3 separate regions of the Homo sapiens genome follow, and all the other regions are linked to region 1. Evidence: chromatin loops called from intact Hi-C (ENCODE). Cell type or tissue: dorsolateral prefrontal cortex. All regions are shown on one strand.

The links. Peaks named below come from ENCODE experiments on the same cell type or tissue, not always from the same donor. Only the 100,000 strongest peaks of a DNase experiment are listed, where the experiment ranks them.
Region 2: it touches region 1 in a loop (2.8-fold over the local background); 4 of 110 quality-filtered maps call a loop at or near these places.
Region 3: a loop joins it to region 1, with 2.4 times the contacts of the local background. A loop is called at or near these places in 6 of 110 quality-filtered maps.

Annotation. Positions count from the first base shown.
Region 1 is chr19:19,487,841-19,492,840 of GRCh38, forward strand. It overlaps GATAD2A (GATA zinc finger domain containing 2A), which reads left to right. Exons shown (of 12, transcript NM_001384528.1): 3 at 4,466-4,598; 4 at 4,741-4,872. Among named protein-coding and RNA genes, the nearest start is that of TSSK6, 25 kb to the right of the region's middle. RefSeq lists enhancers at 336-1,119, 986-2,185, 1,120-1,903, 1,423-1,702, 2,461-2,710 and 2 more. In dorsolateral prefrontal cortex, CTCF peaks have their summits at 2,722 (motif pointing left) and 2,929; DNase peaks (open chromatin) are centred at 1,541 and 2,731; H3K4me3 peaks cover 920 bases; H3K27ac peaks cover 2,719 bases.
Region 2 is chr19:19,051,697-19,056,696 of GRCh38, forward strand. ARMC6 (armadillo repeat containing 6) reads left to right here. Exons shown (of 9, transcript NM_001199196.2): 5 at 1-499; 6 at 2,456-2,625; 7 at 3,569-3,700; 8 at 4,095-4,232. Among named protein-coding and RNA genes, the nearest start is that of SLC25A42, 9.8 kb to the right of the region's middle. RefSeq lists enhancers at 60-560, 2,324-2,383. In dorsolateral prefrontal cortex, a CTCF peak has its summit at 2,284 (motif pointing right); a DNase peak (open chromatin) is centred at 2,305.
Region 3 is chr19:19,172,279-19,177,278 of GRCh38, forward strand. All of the region lies in intron 5 of BORCS8-MEF2B (BORCS8-MEF2B readthrough), which reads right to left. BORCS8 (BLOC-1 related complex subunit 8) reads right to left here. Exons shown (of 6, transcript NM_001145784.2): 6 at 4,628-5,000. Among named protein-coding and RNA genes, the nearest start is that of MEF2B, 4.5 kb to the left of the region's middle. RefSeq lists enhancers at 1-458, 2,102-2,603. In dorsolateral prefrontal cortex, CTCF peaks have their summits at 2,930 (motif pointing left) and 3,137; a DNase peak (open chromatin) is centred at 2,943.

The sequences.
Region 1 (5,000 bases):
GGTGTTGGCTCTAGCAGAGCCCTCATCCCACCCTTGCACACAGCCAGCAGCCCACCCTGCTAGGCCTGAAAGAGGTGAGGAGGAAAGGTTCTAGTGGGAAATGGTTCTGTGGCTGGAGAAGGCATTGCTGGGCCCTGCCTGTCTCCCCAAGCCAGCCTGGAGGAGGATTTCTTGTACCGAGGCCTCACGAGCTACAGGTCATGGTCATCCCTAACTTCCCTAGTGTGTGCAAGACTTGGGGGATCTTGCTGAAATACAGACTTTGATCAAGCAGGTCTGGGGCAAGGAGGACACGCTTCATTTATACAAGTTCCGGAGAAGCTGCCCTGCTGCTATGGCGGTGACAGCGGTGGTCAGACATTCACGGGGCCAGCCCCAAGCCCACCTACAGCCTTGCCCCCACCTGCCGCTCCCCTGTTGTGTCTGTCCATCCTGGTAGACTGAACCCTAAGGACAGAAATTCCTTTTATCCAGGGGTTCCTCCCCACTGCCTGCTATAGCACCTGCTTTTTAAATGAGCTCTCAGCAGATGTAAGGAATGAATGAATGAATGAATGAGGGAGAGGGGTATGTCTTTCCTGCATACCAGGCAGGCCTGTTCAGAGAACCACAAAGGTCCCAGCCTCCAAGGACAGCTCCTTCCCGGCACTGGCTGAGGGGACACTAAATATTAACCACGTACTGGCCGCTGGTTGCTGAGCAGCTGAAAGCCATAACCTTTTGCTGTGGAAGTGGGATCGTGTCTCAATTTAAGTTTATAATCCCGGCCTCTCCTCCAGGAAATTCTATGGAAGTTCCTGGCAGGTAACAGAATTTCTGTGCTTGTGAGGTCAGGGCCAGTGCCAGCGGGTCAGGGAGTGGGGGTGGTGCGTGTCAGCGAGCGGGTGAGACCATTTACGCTGATAACAGCCTGGCCTGCTTCCAGGGATTTTTGTAGGTCACATAAAATCTCTTGATCACTACGTTTTACATTAAGGCTTCTCAAGATGGGCAGGACGGGCTTATGGGATTTGTCCTGAACTATCACATCACTTCCAAATAAACTTGGTGCCCGGGACGGCTGCTGTGGAGTGAATGGCAGACGCTGTCCCTGGGCCACGATGCCATCCCTCTCAGCATGTTGGGCTAGATTTCCACTGGTTTTGTTTACTTTAGACAGTTTTTATAATTAAATATTTCCCTGAAATAATGCCTGCAATCATTTTGAGCCACATGCTCTTTTTCCTGAATTAAAGATCTCTTTTAGAAAGTACTGAGACTCTTAAAGCCTCTCTCCTTTAAAAAGTGAGCTTAACAAAGTTTTTCATTTTAGAAACTTAGAGGGGCCAGTGACCCTGCTGTGTGCGGTGTATGTAGAGGTGACTGGAGCCTGTGGTGCAGCAACAGTCCCCTGTGGGCTGGCGCCACACAGGAAGTGCCTGCAGCTCCACAGCCCTGGGGTGAGCCTGGCGCCTCCATTTTCTGACAGTACCTGAACCTTTACCTCCCTTCTCAAAATGAAGGCTGCGTGTCACAAACCGGTTGGAACTGGCCGTTGCCATGGTTTTCACGTTGGAAGGCACAGTTAAAGGGTCATGTGACCAAGGAGGGAAATGCCTTTGTCACATGACTTTTTGGTGGCCTGATTAGCATACAGGAAGTTCACTCCCTGCTGGCTGCTGGGATGCTGAGTGATCATTGATGGGTGGTGACATCATCTCTTGGATGAGTTATTGATTAGTCGCAGGCCAAGATGGGGCCAGGGAGCGCTGTGGGCAGAGCAGCCCTCTCAGGCAGCTTCAGCTGCTAGGTGGTCTGGACCCCTCGCCTACCCTCTTCCTTCAGGCAGGTTTGAATTTTATTAGACATCTCACCTCTGGAAGAAGCACACGCCCTCAATAAGATGATAAGAAGGGTTAAGTCCCTTAGAGCTTGGCTGTCATTTCATTTCAGCTCATGCTAGCCCAGGAATTGTGTCTGTAACTCTATACAAGATGCTGCCTTGGCCCCCTGCTCCCCTGTTCACTTTGGAGGCCACCTGGGTGGAGGCCAGCTGCTGCACCTCTGTGCTGAAGCCTTGGGACTGCCTGCCTCTGAGGTGCTCAGTGTGTGTACACGTCCAGGGAACCTGGAATTAGAGCCCTGAGGTCACCTTGAAAGTCGATCTTGGGCGGCATGGGGCCGGCAGCAAGGAGAGACATGCTGGCGGTTTGCTAAGACCTGAGTGAGGTGTCCTGGGTTACTTTAGAAACAAACTACCCGGTTCTGGGCTTCAGAATGTGGGCTGATAACCCCTTGCCTGGGGGATTGTATACTTCGAAATCGTACCTTTCTGTCCACGCCCAGGTCTCTGGTGAGAAGCTGCTTCATCAGGGCTAGGACCAGCGTTCAGGTACAGCCACCACGTAGCTGTGGTGGGTGGAATTAGGAGGGACCAGAGGAGAGCAAGTAAAGCGGTTCCTGAGTCCAGCATCTGGCGAGTCCAGGGTAGCATTGGTGAAGCCTTAACCTCTGGTGCTCTGTGTCTACCCTTCCCTGAGGACGCAGCTCATGGGTGTGGAGGGGACCTCAGAGGTCCCGAGGGCTGCTAGAGCAGAGTCAGGTTCTTCATCCTAGCGACTCTCCTCAACCCTGCCGGGGTCTAATTATCAACTAGACCCTGGCACAGCAAGAGCCAGGACAACTTTGAGCTGCGGCAACCAGTTAACTTTGTCCGAGTTTGTTCTCTGGGTCACAGTGCCACCTAGAGGACGTGTCTGTCCTTGGCTGGTTTTCCTGCTGACAAAAAAAATGGACTTGATTCACTTCGATGAATGTACAATGAGGCCGAGGCGGGCGGATCATCTGAGGTCAGGAGTTCAAGACCACCCTGGCCAGCATGGTGAAACCCTGTCTGTACAAAAATACAAAAAAAAAATTAGCCCGGCATGATGGTGCATGCCTGTAATCCAGCTACTCAGGAGGCTGAGGCAGGAGAATCACCTGAACCGGGGAGGTGGAGGTTGCAGTGAGCCGAGATTGCACTACGGCACTCCAGCCTGGGCGACAGAGCAAGACTCCATCTCAAAAAAGAAGAAAGAGAATACAATGAACCCAGATCATCAGGGACAGTTTGCCTTGTGCCGTCAGCAAATGGAGCTGCTTGGTTGGGGACAAAGTGCCATCTTTGGGACTTGCGTTGGGTCAGCGACACCACAGCAGGTGTTCAGCCTTGCGCCTTCAGTAGTGTCAGCTGTACACATACATCCTAGAGGATCGTTCACAGGAAAGGGAAAATCAGACTAGTGTGTTCCTGCCTGGGTCAAATGACTTGGGGTGCCTTGAGCACTTGTCTCGGAGCCTGGCCTGCAGTTAGCACAGAATGGATATTCACTGTTTCCCAGTTCTGATGAATAACAGCAGCTCATCAGCCACACTCTTAGACGTTTGTGACCATACTTTGACAAAATAACAAAAGAGGAAAGCCTGCAAGTACTTCCCCGATTGTCCCCTGGTGCTTCCCAACTGGTAGTGAGATGCCGTGGGCCGACGGTGAAAAGGGGAGGAACAGGCCTTAGGTCAAGTTCACAGGTGGAAGTGAGCTCCCCAGACCGTGGCAAATTCATTAGAAAGAAAAAGGTGTGGGGGCTGGAATCATGAGAACTGTCTCATGTTGCAGTTTTGAGCTGGGACTTACGGAGTGGGCAGCAGGGTAACAGGCAGAATGACCTTGGCATCCACGTGGGGCTGGAGGCAGCCAGCCAGAAACCAGTCCATGAGTAGATCAGGCAGGTGAAGAGTCTCTGGTCTTTGAGAGAACTTGTGTCCTAGTCAGTTTCAAAACAGACAGCCACTGCCGCCATGTGGGGCCCAAGAAGGGCCATCTAGCACCTGGTGCCACCTTGTGAGCAAGCTGGCAGCCTGTGGATACACCCCTCGGTCTTCTGGGGACAGGTTGGCTGCCAGGTGTGAGGGCTTTGGCCTGCCTGAGTGGAGAGAAGAAAATCTGGTTCACGCAGGGAGCTGGGCTCCCCTTCAAGGGGTTTCCACCATGGCCAGGGGCTGCGGGCTGGTGGCGAGGCACACACATGCCATCAGACCCAGCATGCTCAAGCCCCCACAATGGCTAACACTGAGCAGGGCCCCAGGATCCCGAGCCGAGTGTTTACCTGATCCGAGGCACACGGTAGAGGGAGCAGCCATGTTTTCCAAAGTCACCATGTCATGCTCAGGGGCATACGCACCCTCAGCCCTGGCGACATGGCGGCAGGCATGAAGTCCCTACCATCAGGGTGCCCACCTGGGCACTGGGATTGGGTGCCCTATGACGTGTGGGTAAGAAGAAGGAGGCAGCCTGGGAGCCATGGGGCAGGGCAGGGGATGTGGAGGATGCAGGGCAGACAGGGAACAGACGGGGAGGTCTCAGCTCCCTGCCATGTGTCCACAGGGGTGGGCACTGGGTCCAGCTGTCAAGGGCGCTCTGGTCACTACTGTCTCCACCCCACAGTGACATGAAGTCCGAGAGGAGACCCCCCTCACCTGACGTGATTGTGCTCTCCGACAACGAGCAGCCCTCGAGCCCGAGAGTGAATGGGCTGACCACGGTGGCCTTGAAGGAGACTAGCACCGAGGCCCTCATGGTGAGCCACGTGTTGGCGCTGCCGCCGGAGCCCCACTGTGCCCTTCCTACTCATGACACCCTCAGGTGGAGCTAGTGATGGCAGGGCCTCTGCTCCTCACCAAGGACGCTCCCTCTCAACCCTGTTCCTCTCGCCCCTGCAGAAAAGCAGTCCTGAAGAACGAGAAAGGATGATCAAGCAGCTGAAGGAAGAATTGAGGTTAGAAGAAGCAAAACTCGTGTTGTTGAAAAAGTTGCGGCAGAGTCAAATACAAAAGGAAGCCACCGCCCAGAAGGTGCGTGCCTGTCTCCCCTCCTTCCTGGGCCAGCAGGAGCGCCTGGCCTTGCCTTGATCCCCTCATCAATGTCAGCGGCCAGAAAGGTGAAAGGGCTTCCTTGAGGGAGTATAGGGCAAGGTCCCACT
Region 2 (5,000 bases), 440 kb before region 1:
GACCAGTGCAAACAGGACAAGGCCTGCCGCTTCCTCGCGGCCCAGAAGGGGGCCTACCCCATCATCTTCACTGCCTGGAAGCTGGCCACTGCAGGTGACCAGGGCCTTCTGCTCCAGTCCCTCAATGCCCTGTCGGTGCTGACTGATGGACAGCCAGACCTCCTGGATGCCCAGGGCCTGCAGCTCCTAGTGGCCACGCTGACCCAGAATGCTGATGAGGCTGACCTGACCTGCTCTGGGATCCGCTGTGTGCGTCACGCTTGCCTGAAACATGAACAGAATCGGCAAGACCTGGTGAAAGCTGGCGTGCTGCCTCTGCTGACTGGTGCCATCACCCATCATGGCCACCACACTGACGTGGTCAGGGAAGCCTGCTGGGCCCTGCGTGTCATGACCTTCGATGACGACATCCGTGTGCCCTTTGGCCATGCCCACAACCATGCCAAGATGATTGTGCAGGAGAACAAAGGCTTGAAGGTGCTCATCGAAGCCACCAAAGGTAAGAGCTGGGGGCCGACACGAGCCAGCGAACAAAGTGGGCGGGTCAGATGTGACCAGAGTGAGGGTCAGGGCTCAGGACTGCTTTAGGCACGGCAGGCTCAAGGCTCCACTCGCCCCTCGGCTTAGACCTGCCTGCATGGCAGCCCTCGTGAAGAGTCTCCCCATGTTTTCTAGTGGCTCCAGGAGAATTCCAGGCCAGCACTCAGGGGCCAGGAGCAGGCCACAATCCCATCTCTGGAGCTGTCTGGGGAAGGGGCTTGCTGTGTCCAACTCCAGGGGCTGAGAGTGGGGAAGGGGGACCTCCCCAGAGGGAAATAAGAGGACTCGGGGGGGCTGGCTGGCATGCACCATGGCAGTCTCAGCTGGATGTGTACACGCTTGATCATATTCAGCCACAAATCCTTAGGCATATTCATGTGTCTGGCTCCAGGGTGACCATGGTGAGCCAGCCCTGGGAGGTCACAGTGCTGACCGTCAGACCCTAAAGCTTCTGTCTTAACCCCTACCCCCATCCCATCCACTGAACCCACCAGAAAAGTCCTGATTGACACACAGAAGGTGTTAGGAGGATGAGTTCCCCTTTCTTGCCTGCCCCGTCACTCTGGTTCTGTGGCCAGGCCTGTGTGGGGGTTCTGGCTCTGTCTGCTGAGGAGATGGGCCCACCTCAGTCTCCCTTCCACACCTCCAGCAAGGCTGAAAATGAGTCCCGACCTTCTGCAAAGTCAGGCTGCTTTTCCAGGAGGTAGCTCACATCTTTCCTGTTTTATTTATAGGAGCTCCAATCAGTTAGGTTTCTGCCAGAGACAGGATATGTATATATGAAGAGACTTTTTGGTAAGGAATGGGATCATGCAATTATGGCAAGTCTGTACTCCATAGGGCAGGCTGGAAACCCCCAGGCAGTCCCCTTTTCGGGGAAACACCTCAGTTTCCTTCTAAGGACTTCAGCTGATGGAATGAGTCCCATTCACATTGTTCAAGGTCATCTCCTCTACTTAAAGGCAACTGGGCTGGGCATGGTGGCTCATGCCTGTAATGTCAGCACTTTGGGAGGCTGAGGTAGAAGGATTGTTTGGGCCCAGGAGTTCAAGACCAGCCTGGGCAACATGATGAAACCCTGTTTCTACTAAAAATACAAAAATTGCTGGGCGTGGTGGTGGGCACCTGTAATCCCAGTTACTTGAGAGGCTGAGGCACAAGGATCTCTTGAGCCTAGGAAGGAGAAATTGTGGTGAGCCAAGATCACGCCACTGCACTCCAGCCTTGGTGACAAAGCGAGACTCTGTCTCAAAAAAATTAATAATAATAATAATAATAATAGATAGCTGATTGTGGATGGTAACCATGTGGACAGAATACCTCCACGGCAACACCTAGATTGGCATTGGGTGGAACTGCAGAGGGCTACAGGTGGTCACAGGAACTGACCGTCGCAGCCCTGTGTAGGTGCAGGATCTTCGCCCTCTTGGCGTGAGTGCCGGCACCTGCTTCCTGGTGCAGCGCCTCTGGGCTCCATCTGCGGCTCCTGTGTTCAGTTTTGGCCACGTCAGCCCAGTCCGTATGTGTCCCTCTATGGTTCTGGAGTTTCCTGTTGCACTTAGAGAAGCCATTCCTACCCCATGATCATAAAAATAGTCTTCAGATGTCTTTTTTTTTTTTTGCACTATTATAGTTTTCTTTTTTTAGGTGAGACCATGAGTTGGTATGGAATTTATTTGGGGCATGATGGAAGGAAGCGGGTTGGGGGGCACATTCTTAAGTCTTCCCAGCAGCCAGCAGGGGGCACTGCAGGCCCAGGTAGCCCCTGGTGTTCCCTGGGGCCTTCCTGGTGCCCGTGGCCACTCCAATAGGCAGAAGGGCTGGACTCTTCCAGTGGAGCAGGATCTCCACCAAAACAGAGGGCCCTGCGGCTGGTTCTTCCCGCCCCCACCACCGTCTCCCTTTCTCCCTGCAGCGTTCCTGGATAACCCTGGCATCCTGAGCGAGCTCTGTGGAACCCTGTCCCGCCTGGCCATTCGCAACGAGTTCTGCCAGGAGGTCGTCGACCTCGGGGGCCTGAGCATTCTGGTGTCCCTGCTAGCCGACTGCAATGACCACCAGATGAGGGACCAGAGCGGCGTTCAGGTATGAAGTCCCCCTGGCCCATTGCGTGCTGTCCTTCTGGGTCCCAGTCAACCGGACGAGCTATAGTCAGAACAAGCCAGCCCTGCCTGCCAGTGTCGGAACCAAAGTGCAGTTTTTCTTTTCACGGACCCAAGGGCAGGAACCAAAGGTCGGGGGGGAAACAAACCCACCTGCTCTCCCTTATTGTCCTTTTGCACCAGGAAAAGGATGGTAGGAAGCATAGGGTTGGGGTGTGTCGGCCAAGGCTGGGATACTTGGGTTAGTTCCCGCACCTCTGCCTCAGTTTCCCTAGCTACAGAATAGAGCAGTGTCCCTACTCATTACTCCGTTTAGCAGCCGATTATTGAGCCCTTCTCCATGTGCCCATCCACAGCAGGGAGCCAATCAACAGGTGCCTCCCTATCCAGCTGCAGCTGCAGGAAAGCCCCCAGGGGTGCCACGGTCCTGCGCCCCCAAGCCCAGCTGTTGACGTCAGCCAGCCTCTTTCTGTGCAAGTGGCCAGGAGCTGAATGGGAACCAACTTCAGCAAATGAAGGGATACATTTTGCCCTGTACTCCTGGGCAGTTGGGGGCAGGGTCCTCAGGTTCTCCATCGGGGGATCAGCAGTCCCAGTAGCACCTCATCCACTGTCCTCAGTGCAGGGCAGTTAGCGCCTACCCTGGGTCTGTGGCCGTGGACAGGGGGACCCTGTGCTCTGAAGGCCGGCCTGAGTCACATGCCCCCGCTGCCCCTGTCGGGGTAGGGGATCAAGTCACCTGGATGGTACCGTTTGGACACAGGCAGCCTGAGCCACAGGCATCTGCCACCCCTTCTCGTTAGTCACACCCTGCAGTCACACCATACCTGTTGGTCAAACAGCAAAACAGCCCCACATTCTCCCTCAGAGCCCTCTCCCACAACCAGCGGCCTGGCTGGAGGTGAGCGGGCCTTTCCCTTGTGCAGGAGCTCGTGAAGCAAGTGCTGAGCACCCTGCGAGCCATCGCAGGCAACGACGACGTGAAAGATGCTATTGTCCGTGCTGGTGGGACGGAGTCCATCGTGGCTGCTATGACCCAGCATCTGACCAGCCCCCAGGTACCCACCTCGGGGGGCACACACAGTAGCAGGGTGGTGGCTGGAGTCCCAGTTCAGTTTCTGTATCTGCATGAAGCTCTATTCCCCTGCAGGGCCAGGGCAGGGCTGGTGAGGGTCGTGGGCATTGGCTCTCAAATGCTGACCTGCGTATGCATGACTTTGGGTGTCCTGGAGTTACCACCAGCACCCTGCAAAGATCTGACCAGGCCTATTGCCCTTGTCACCCCTAAGAGCTGAGCTGATATTTTTGTCACCCTGCCATTATTACACAGGAGTTGCCAGAGACCCACGGAGGGGAGGCCGCAGGGTGTTCACCAGGGGTTGGTGGCCATGGCAGGATGTTGTGGGGGGTCTATCTGCTGCATCTCAGCCTTTCTGTGACTGGCCCCTGCAGGTGTGTGAGCAGAGCTGCGCGGCCCTGTGCTTCCTGGCCCTGCGTAAGCCCGACAACAGCCGCATCATCGTGGAGGGTGGCGGGGCTGTGGCAGCACTGCAGGCCATGAAGGCACACCCGCAGAAGGCCGGCGTGCAGGTGGGCAGGGCAGGGGATGGGGGCAGGCAGGCTGGTGTGGGATGTGCAGGTAGGTGCAGAGAGGGCATGGGAGCAGGTGCGGTGTGCGGGTGGGTGATGGGGCAAAGGCTCAGTCCCTATCCCTATCCCTGTCCCTGTCCCTCCCACAGCCGAGCCCCATAGGGCCAACTTCTTTCTCATCTTGCAAAATGTGCTGAATTCTGCCTTCATTTGCCTCCTTCTCTGCCTTTGTTTTTTCTGCATTTACTCTCCTTTTTTGGGGAGGGGGTAGTTTGGAGGGGCTTTCTGGTGAAACCCTGGAAAGAAAGCTATAACACGTAATCTCCTTCTGTGGGTTTTTTTTTTTTTTTTTTGAGACAGTCTCACTCTGTCGCCCAGGCTGGAGTGCAGTGGCGCCATCTCAGCTCACTGCAACCTCTGCCTCCTGGGTTCAAGCGATTCTCCTGTCTCAGTCTCCCGAGTAGCTGGGATCACAGGCATGGGCCACCACGCCCAGCTAATTTTTGTATTTTTAGTAGAGACAAGGTTTTGCCATGTTAGCCAGGCTGGTCTCGAACTCCTGACTTCAGGTGATCCACCCACCTCCACCTCCCAAAGTGCTGGGATTACAGGTGTGAGCCACCGCACCCTTAATCTCCTTTTTTAAAAGTCCCTATAGAGAGATCTGGGGAGAAAGAAGTTGGGGAAGCGTGGATGGGGATCTGCCTGGGGTTTCAGAAAGGTTTCTGCCCCCTCCTTGGGCTGCTGGTCTGAGTTCTGAGTGTGGGA
Region 3 (5,000 bases), 320 kb before region 1:
GGGCCAGCTCTGGGGGAAGGGCTAGCCCAGCAGAGCGAAGCTGGCTGGGGCTGGCCCTTATGCACCCCAACTCCCCAGCCCCCTCCTTCTGGTGGGCACCATCTTGTTATTCATGGTCTGTCCCGTGTCCTTTTGCCTCTGTTCCTATCCTATACCTTCCCCAACCACTAATTGTGTCCCCTAGCAGGGCCACCAAGAGTCTTAACCTCATTCTTCTCAGATGAAGGGACACCCTTAGTTGCTAGAGTAAGAGGTTGGAAGGTAGAAGGGAAGGTTGTGAGGAGGAAGGGATAGAAGGGTCCAGAGTGGGTGGTGAGGGAGAAGAGTGACCTGGGAAGCAGGTCTGGGAGATGGGGGAGGTGGTGGGTGGGGGATGGAGGAGAAGGCTAGGGTGGGAGGCTGGGGGAGGTGGAGAAGCTGCCCCCGCTGTCTCCCTCCTCCAGATTCTCTCCCCTCTCCCAGGAGAAGGCTTTGAAGGACCTTCCATGATAAGGATGTGTGACCCAGTAGGTAGGGAGGGCCCTGAGGTTAAAGAACCCTGAGTCCCCATCCCAGCTGTGCCGCCCACTCACTGTGTGACCTCAGGATGGTCACTGCACCCCTTGGGGCCTCTTTGCTCATATGAGAAGTGTGGATAGGCTGGGCGCGGTGGCTCACGCCTGTAATCCCAGCACTTTGGGAGGCCGAGGTGGGTGGATCCCGAGGTCAGGAGATCGAGACCATCCTCACTAACACGGTGAAACCCCGTCTCTACTGAAAATACAAAAAATTAGCCAGGCGTGGTGGCAGGCGCCTGTAGTCCCAGCTACTCGGGAGGCTGAGGCAGGAGAATGGCGTGAACCTGGGAGGCGGAGCTTGCAGTGAGCCAAGATCGTGCCACTGCACTCCAACCTGGGCGACAGAGCGAGACTCTGTCTCGAAAAAAAAAAGAAAAAAAAAAAAGCCAGGCATGGTGGCACACACCTGTAATCCCAGCTACTCAGGAGGCTGAGGCAGGAGAATTGCTTGAACCCGGGAGGTGGAGGTTGCAGTGAGCCAAGATCACGCCACTGTACTCCAGCCTGGGTGACAAGAGCAAGACTCTGTCTCAAAAAAGAAAAAAAAAAAAAAAAAAAGAAGAAGTGGGGATAATAGGAGCCCTTAAGGCCCACCTCCAATGTTCCCTCCTCCAAAAGCCTTCCTATCCTCTTACCACTTAGGATCCTTCCACCTCCCCACCCTTCCTTCCAGCTTAGCACTGATCCAGGGGGCGGGGTAGAGTATGTGGCTGGTTCTGTGTCCCCCAGCCTGGGGGTTCCTTGGGCCCGGGCCCAGTGCATGGTGGCACCAAAGGGGTGTCTCCACGGGTTTCTTTCTTTTCATTTTTTAGAGACAGAGTTGCTCTGTTGCCCAGGCTGGAGTGCAGTGGTACAATCATGGCTCACTGCAGCCTTGAACTCCTGGGCTCAAGTGATCCTCTCGCTTCCATCTACCAAGTAGCTGGGACTATAGGAATGCACTACCACACCTGGCTAATTTTTAAATTTTTTTTTGAGGTGCACTGGGTGTCTCGCTTGTTGCCCAGGCTGGTCTCGAACTCCTGGGCTTAAGCGATCCTCCTGCCTTGGCCTCCAAAAGAGCTAGGATTATGGATATGAGCCATTGCGCACAGCCTCCATGGGTTTCTTGAAGAACTGGAGAATCTCAAAGAAGGTCTAAGCAGTGAAAGGGAGTGGGGGATAAGCCTGGGGCACCCAGAAGCCTTGTTCAGGGATACTGTAGGGAAAAGAAAAAAAAAAAAAAAGGCTTTCCAGGGGCCTGAGTGTGCAGGACTCTCCGGGAACCCAGAGGAGTAGGTCTGAAATAAAAACCAGGACTCACACCAATGGCTAAGGACAAAAACCCAGCGGAAGTCTGATTCTTGTCCTGACCACTGTGGACGGAGCAGGGGGCAGGTCGCTGCCCTGTATGGGTCTCCTTTTACCCCATCTGCAGATCAGGGTTGGGATCCTTTCTGGGTGATCTCCAGCCTCGTGAGCACTATGCTTCTGTTTGGATGCCCCATGGCACGGAGAGCTCACTGTCTCTCTTCTAGCTGCCTATCTCTGGAGTTCTGCCGGGAGTTAAATTTTTTTTTTTTTTTTTTTTGAGACGGAGTCTGGCTCTGTCGCCAGGCTGGAGTGCAGTGGCGCAATCTCGGCTCACTGCAATCTCCACCTCCCGGGTTCAAGTCATTCTGCTGCCTCAGCCTCCCGAGTAGCTAGGATTACAGGTGCTCACCACAGCCAGCTAATTTTTGTATTTTTAGTAGAGATGGGGTTTCACCATGTTGGCCACGACGGTCTCAATCTCCTGACCTCGTAATCCACCCGCCTCGGGCTCCCAAAGTGCTGGGATTACAGGCGTGACCCACCATGCCCAGCTGGGTGTTTTTTGAAATGGAGTCTACCTCTGTCGCCCACGCTGGAGTGCAGTGGCGTGATCTCGGCTCACTGCAACCTCCACCTCCCGGGCTCAAGCGATTCTCCTGCCTCAGCCTCCAGAGTAGCTGGGGATTACAGGCATGCACCACACCCAGCTAATTTTTGTATTTTCAGTAGAGACGAGGTTTCATCATGTTGGCCAGGCTGGTCTCCAACTCCTGACGTCAAGTGATCCGCCCACCTCGGCCTCCGAAAGCGCTGGGATTACAGGTGTGAGCCCCCGCGCCTGGCCAGTAAATGCTATTGAGTGAGCTCTAGGAGTGCCCTTGCTCTCCACCCTGACAAGGGAGGCTGCGAGCTCTTGTTCTGAGAGCCCTCTGGCCTCTCAGAACCTCAGTTTGCTCTCTGAAAAATGGGAGCGAGGGCATATAGGGTGAAAAAGGGTGGAGGGTCACAGTGTGCCCACCAGGGCCAGCCAGGACTGCAGACAATGACCGCTAGGAGGCTGAACTTCCCGCCAACGCTTTGCCTCTTGCGCCCCCTGGCGGCTAGAGTGGGCGGGGCGCCCTCCAGGCAAAAAGGGCTATCGAGCATTCAAATGAGATGCAAATTAACCAGCGCCCCCACAAGCCCTTGGACTCGGGGTGACGAGGTGTCTGACAACCCAGAGTCTTGATCAGATCCCTTTTATCTATTTATTTATTTATTATTTTTTGAGACAGAGTCTCGCTCTGTCACCCAGGCTAGAGTGTAGTGGCTCCATCTTGGCTCACTGCAACCTCTGCCTCCCGGGTTCAAGCAATTCTCCTGCCTCAGCTTCCCAAGTAGCTGGGATTAGAGGCGCGCACCACCACACCCGGCTAATTTTTTATATTTTTGGTAGAGACAGGGTTTCACCATATTGGTCAGGCTGGTCTTGAACCCCTAACCTCAGGTGATCTGCCCACCTCAGCCTCCCAAAGTGCTGGGATTACAGGCGTGAGCCACCATGCTCAGCTATTTTGTTTTTTTATAGAGACAGGGTCTCTCCATGTTGCCAGGCTGGTCTCCAACTCCTGGACTCAGGGGTTCCTCTAGTCTTGACTTCCCAAAGTGCTGGGATTACAAGCGTGTGCCACCGCACCCGGCCTAGACTCCTTTTAAGAGATGACTGGGCTGGGCACGGTGGCTCACACCTGTAATCTCAGCACTTTGGGAGAACGAGGTCAGGAGTTCAAGACCAGTCTGGCCAAGATGGTGAAACCCCGTCTCTACTAAAACTACAAAAATTAGTTGGGCGCAGTGGCAGGTGCCTATAATCCCAGCTATTCTGGAGGCTGAGGTAGGAGAATGGCTTGAACCCAGGCGGCAGAGGTTATTGTGAGCCGAGATCGCGCCACTGCACTCCAGCCTGGGCGAGAGTGAGGCTCCAGCTCAAAAAAAAAAGAGAGAGAGATGACTGTTAGTCGCTGGTTGAGGTTGCATCCAGGGGCTATGAGTGACTCAGAGCCCTAGAAGGGTCTGGTGGGGCCCCCCACACCTGCCTCCCTCACCCCTAGCTCCTAGCGCCCCAGACATCCTAGGCAGGTCCTGGGAGGCAGGCAATAATCCCATTCTGCTGCCAGTTTGTCCTGAAGGTCTGAGCAAGAGGGCTGGCTCACAAATACCAGTGTTTGCTGGAGAAATGGTCGCACGAAGGACAGATGGACATTGAGAGGTGCCTTCAGAGCAGGTAAGAAGGGAGAAGGACTCTGGAGGCCACACACCAATCAGTGCCCTAAATGGGGTGGCTTTAGGCTCCTCCCCACTCCTAAGCTGAGTAGGACAGTGGAGAGGTGGGATAATGGCACAGAGGCCCCCCAGTGTGACCTAGAAGGAGGAGAGGTAGGGCTGAACCCCCTTTCCAGGCCTTCAGATGCCTTGACAGGCCCGATGTCCTAACAGGATGCCCTCTGTCTCCCCTCGGGACACCCCTGCTCTTCCCATCCGTCTCCATCAACCACCCCACAGTGCCAAGCTGAGGGACCCTCCCAGAGCAGTGACTGGAACCTGCCTCGACCCCAAACAACTCTTATCTGACCTCCCTAATACATTGTACTGGAACAAGGGATTCTGGGGTAACTGCATTGGCACACAGCTGGCCTTGGAGATGCATAACTTGTGGAGGCCTGGTCACCCAGGCTTGGCATTCACAGTGGTCAGTGCAGGCCCTTCTGCAAACAGCAGCAGAAACGGACTCAAAGCCATTTTGGCAAAAATCATAATTTAGGGGTCCATGAAACTGAAGAAATGAAATTGGCTAGTGTCAGGTACAGTTGGATCCAGGGCTCCACACAATGTTCTCAGGTCCCCCCGGAACCCCTCGCCCCGGCCTGGTTCCCATACACCCAGCTCAACCTTCCTGATGCTCCTGGTAGAACTCCCAGGAAAGGTCGCTCATTGGGTCACGTGTCCATCTCAAACCAATCACTAGGAACCTAGGACAAGGGAGCTCTGATTGGCCAGGCCGAGGTGCCACATCCACCACTGGAACTAGGGGTGGCTTCTCCATGTGGCCTGAGCCTGGGGTGGGCGTTGCTGCTTGAGGCAGAATGCAGGTTGGGAGGGTAGATCTGCGAA